Linked DNA regions of Homo sapiens: region 1 is linked to region 2. A link is an interaction called in ENCODE POLR2A ChIA-PET data of the cell type or tissue named here. Cell type or tissue: PC-9. All regions are shown on one strand. Region 1 overlaps MTCL2 (microtubule crosslinking factor 2). Region 2 overlaps SAMHD1 (SAM and HD domain containing deoxynucleoside triphosphate triphosphohydrolase 1).

Region 1 (2,500 bases), 150 kb before region 2:
GGCTGAGACAACAAAGATGGCAAGGACAATCCTGGACGGTACGATGGTAAGGCTGAGTGGTCCGTAGGTCTTGGGGCTCAGGTCCCACGGGGATTTCTCCCCGAGGCTGAGTACGCAGCCTCCCTGGCTGTCGCTCTGGGAGGTGGCAGAAGGCCTCTGGTGGCTTGTGGCCTGATGTGAATCCCCTCACCTGGAGATAACCTTGGAGGGCCCCCCTGACCTCATGGGTGAGAGCAGCAGCATCCAAGAGCGGAACTGGCCCACAGCTCCACTGGCTGCCTGCTCTGCCCACACCAGTCACTGGGGCATGGAGGAGGCGGCTGGCGGGACTGGCATGACCCTGGTGTTCAGCCTGCAGGGAAGGGAGATGCAGGACTTGGGGTAACTGGTCCAGGTGATCCCGAATGGGTGGGTCTGGGAACTGGCAGGTGGGAGGTGGGAGTGCAGGGGCGCCTCCAGAGTCCTGGGGGCAGATCAGCAAAGCTACTGGCTTTTGGTCTTCCTGATGGGCAATTCTGCAGACAAGCTGATCCATCCTGGTGTTTCCACTCTGGGTCCCCAGTCAGTTACAGGAAGGCTGATGTCTATGTGTGTGTGGGGAGCATGTGTGCAACCAAAAGGGGTTCACCGGCACCAAGGCGAGGCCATGGGAGGCGCTGCCCCACATGCTGCAATGAGCCACATCGAAATCCAACCAATGGCTCAGGCAGCTCACAGGGGACGTGAGGAAGGGCGGGCAGCAGAGCTGGGGCAGGGAGAAGAGCCGTGAAAGGCCATAAGGCTAAGGAGAGAGGCTGGTGAAAAGGCTGGCAGGCTGGTGAGAACCGAGGCAGGCTGGGAGACACTCAGGTTTATGTGCAAAGCTGCGATAAACAACATTCTCAAAGTTCAGTCCTGTTTTCCTGTGAGTTCTCATTTGGGAAACTTGGAGGGATCTCCACACTCTTAATAGAGCTTTAGTAATCCACGTTCGACTCATGAAGAAAGGTGTCAGAGGGAGGGAGGGAAATGAGACAGGCAATGGAGAACGTCTGGGGAGTGGTGATGGCCGTCCAGCCCTCCACCTTGTCAGTGAGTATTTATAGACTGACCGCTGGGGCTGGCCAAGTACCAGGCATTGAGTAATAAGTAGTGTTCTGAGGCCACATGGCCAGCCGTGTTGGGGTGCAGGGCTCCAGCTCTGTTGAGGGGCCCTCCAAAGCTGACCAGGAGGCCAGGTCTCCAAACCTGGCTGCCAAGCGGCCTCGTCCACCCAGGGGACCCCATGCCTGCCCGTGCTGTTAGAGGCCTCATGTTGTCCCAGTGGCAAGAATGCATGTTTCAACCTCCAATAAATTACCTTAGGGACTTTGGGGTAAATTAAATTATTAAAATAAAGTAAACCACCTTAAATATTTATAGTAGGAAAAATTCAAATAAACAATCTAGGCAAGATACGTGTTTCCAGGCCCCAGTCTACTGCTGTGTCCTGGGCTCTGGCCTCTTGGTGTTCTCCTGGGCCTGACCTGGCCAACCAAGAATCTCTTACTGGGAATATCTTTGCCCCCCGACCAGCTGCAGGATGTAAACACAGTGGAGATGTAGTGCCTGCTGCCTCTCAGGGTGCCAGGGAAAGAGGCCTCTGAGATCACTTGAGATCAAGGCAGTGTATTTAGGCATTTATCTATGCACCAGGTCTTGAGACTGACTCTACCTATTTCTGTCCTCAAGGGGTCTGCTGGGAACGTTGGGGCCCCAAGTCACTTTGGCAAGGAAGGCAATTGCAATCACTCCCCAACCCTGAGCCCTGCATGTTTCCACTTCGCCTCCCAGCTCTTGCTGCATCCAGGCTATGGGCAGGGAGATCCAGGGCTCCAGGACACTAAGCAATGGCCCTGGCTACTGCCCTATCATACTCCCTAGTGTCCCAGCAATCTAGAGCAGTGGGGCTGGGAGGAGGAGGTGGTGGAGAGAAGGAGGTGATGGTGATGATGCCCAACAGGGCTCCACCAGGAACCAAACATGGAGCCCTAGAGCAAAGCCTGTTCTTCTCAGCAGTGTCTCCTCCCAAATGAAGGGGTGGATGGTCAGCAGGAAACATCTCTCCGACTCCTTTTCCCCAAAGGCATGGCCAGACATGTATCCTTCTTGGGCTCTTCCAAGAGGGTGGCATGGGCAGAACCAGGCAAGGCTCTCTCTTAGGACCCAGGGATCGGCTCTTGACAGATCTCTCAGTGGATGCTTGGGAAGCCCAGGTTTGGTCTCTCTCCCACTCACTGCCTTCCCCTGGGAAGTCGAAGCTCACCACCCAGGGGCCAGCAGGAGACCCGGCTTTACCTTGATGTGAAAGCTGCATTCTGGCAGTGGCATCACTGCTGTCCCTCCAGGGCCAGGCAATGCTGAGGACACAGCCCCTCGCCTCACCTCGTCTCGTCTCTGCTGGTTCCCTTCTGCTATCCAGGGGCTGGGCTGGTTGAGGCGGGGAGCTTGGCTGCTCTGTCACTCGCTGGGGGGGAGTGCC
Region 2 (2,500 bases):
TACTAAAAATACAAAATTAGCTGGGCGTGGTGGCAGGTGCCAGCTACTTGGAAGGCTGTAATCCCAGCTACTTGGAAGGCTGAGGCAGCTACTTGGAAGGCTGCTTGGAAGGCTGTAATCCCAGCTACTTGGAAGGCTGAGGCAGGAGAATCACTTGAACCGAGGAGGCGGAGGTTGTGGTGAGCCGAGATTGCGCCATTGCACTCCAGCCTGGGCAACAAGAGCGAAACTCCGTCTCCAAAAAAAAAAAAAAAAAAAAAGTAGAATGGTAGTTACTAGGGGGTTGCGGGGGGTTGCGGGGGGAGACATGAAGAGTTGTTTAATACGTATACAGTTTCGTGTTTTTTTTTTTTTTTTTTTGAGATGGAGTCTCGCTGTGTTGCCCAGGCTGGAGTGCACTGGCCTGATCTCAGCTCACTGCAACCTCAGGAGTAGCTGGGATTACAGGTACACTCCACCATGCCCGGCTGGTTTTGTATTTTTAGTAGAGACGGGGTTTCGCCATGTTGCCCAGGCTGATCTTGAACTCCTGACCTCAGGTGATCCACTGGCCTCAGCCTCCCAAAGTGCTGGGATTCCAGGTGTGAGCCACTGCACCCGGCAAGTTTGGTTTTGTAAGATGATAAGAGTTTTGGCAAGTTTGGTTTTGTAAGATGATAAGAGTTTTGGCAAGTTTGGTTTTGTAAGATGATAAGAGTTTTGGCAATCGATTGGTTGCACAATGTGAATGCATTTAACCCTACTAAACTGTACACTTAAAAAACACTTAAGACTATGTATTTTCTATTCTGTGTATTTTACCACAGTTTTTTTTTAAAGTAGGAATATCTGGCTTTGTAATGTTTACAACATAATTGGAGATGAAGTACTTAAATGCACTTCCAGCACTTCCATCTGAGCCATTCCTAAATTCTTTTCCCCTGAACTCTGAGCTACATGAGGACAGAGGCGATTGTTATCTTTTTGTGGTTTGGTAGGGCTTAGTAAGGTTCGATAAATATTTGTTGATGAATGAACATTTGAGTATAGACACATGTTGTGCCTAACTAAAAATGCTTCTACACAAACAGAAAACCAAAGTAATATACTGTGAGTACTTCATGAAAATCTCAAAGACTGTCTATTCTTCCCTGTCCACTTCCTCCTGGCTCTACACTGCATAATGGAAATGCAGACCAACGTCTCAGCTTAGTTGTATGTAACAGAGGCATCGCCTTCTCTAAGATTATGAATGCTTTTTTAACTTACGCATTTCCTGACAGGTAAGAAAATGATCTGGTTTGAAAGAGCAACTCTGTACCAGAGTAAATAGAGAATACAGAAAAATTAAATAATCAAATATACATAATTAGTTGTATCAGCAACCGACCCATTAGCTTTTATTTATTTATTTATTTATTTTGAGACTGATTCTCACTCTGTCACCCAGGCTGGAGTGCAATGGTGCTATCTCAGTTCACTGCAACCTTGGCCTCCCGGGTTCAAGCTATTCTCCTGCCTCAGCCTCCCAAGTAGCTGCAGCGTGCGCCACCACGCCTTGCTAATTTTTGTATTTTTACTAGAGACGGGGTTTCACCATGTTGCTCAGGCTGGTCTCGAACTCATGATCTCAAGTGATCCGCCTGCCCCGGCCTCCCAAAGTGCTGAGATTGGCCGGGCACGGTGGCTCATGCCTGTAATCTCAGCATTTTGAGAGGCCGAGGCGGGCGGATCACGAGGTCAAGAAATCAAGACCACCCTGGCCAACGTGGTGAAACCCTGTCTCTACTAAAAAATACAAAAATTAGCCAGGCGTGGTGGTGGGCACCTGTAATCCCAGCTACTTGGGAGACTGAGGCAGGAGAATCACTTGAACCCTGGAGGCAGAGGTTGCAGTGAGCTGAGATCGTGCCATTGCACTCCAGCCTGGGCGACGGAGTGAGACTCCATCTCAAAAAAAAAAAAAGTGCTGGGATTACAGGTGTGAGCCACCACACCCAGCCCCTGTTAGCTTTTAATTAATATTTAAAAACAAATCCAACTGACCTGTCTATAGATACTTTCATTATTTTTCCAGGAAAGATCTGAGGTGGTTAAGAATACATAAAATAAATAAATTGCAACAAGGTAAATAAAAAGCCTCAATTTTGGGGCTGGGCACAGTGGCTCATACCTGTAATCCCAGTACTTTGGGAGGCCGAGGCAGGTGGCTCACAAGGTCAGGAGATCAAGACCAGCCTGGCCAAGATGGTGAAACCCCGTCTCTACTAAAATTACTAAAATTAGCCGGGTGTGGTGGTGGGCGCCTGTAATCCCAGCTGCTCAGGAGGCTGAGGTACAGAACTGCTTGAACCTGGGAGGTCGAAGTTGCAGTGAGCCAAGATTACGCCACTGCACTCCAGCCTAGTGAAAGAGACTCTGTCTCAAAAAAAAAAAAAAAAAAAAAAAAAAAGCCTCAATTTTCTCATCAATAAAATAAGGACATTATCATCATTTTGTAAAACTATTTATTCTCTAAAAG

What was found. ChIA-PET counts read pairs that join two places held together with the same protein. Peaks named below come from ENCODE experiments on the same cell type or tissue, not always from the same donor. Only the 100,000 strongest peaks of a DNase experiment are listed, where the experiment ranks them.
Region 1: POLR2A ChIA-PET joins it to region 2 with 23 read pairs; 2 of 35 experiments call an interaction of 5 or more read pairs at or near these places.

What each region holds. Positions count from the first base shown.
Region 1 is chr20:36,784,007-36,786,506 of GRCh38, forward strand. It overlaps MTCL2 (microtubule crosslinking factor 2), which reads right to left. Exons shown (of 15, transcript NM_080627.4): 15 at 1-2,500. The coding sequence ends at 2,479. Among named protein-coding and RNA genes, the nearest start is that of DSN1, 11 kb to the left of the region's middle. In PC-9, no CTCF peak of the experiment used is centred here; no DNase peak of the experiment used is centred here.
Region 2 is chr20:36,932,114-36,934,613 of GRCh38, forward strand. All of the region lies in intron 4 of SAMHD1 (SAM and HD domain containing deoxynucleoside triphosphate triphosphohydrolase 1), which reads right to left. Among named protein-coding and RNA genes, the nearest start is that of SAMHD1, 18 kb to the right of the region's middle. In PC-9, no CTCF peak of the experiment used is centred here; a DNase peak (open chromatin) is centred at 968.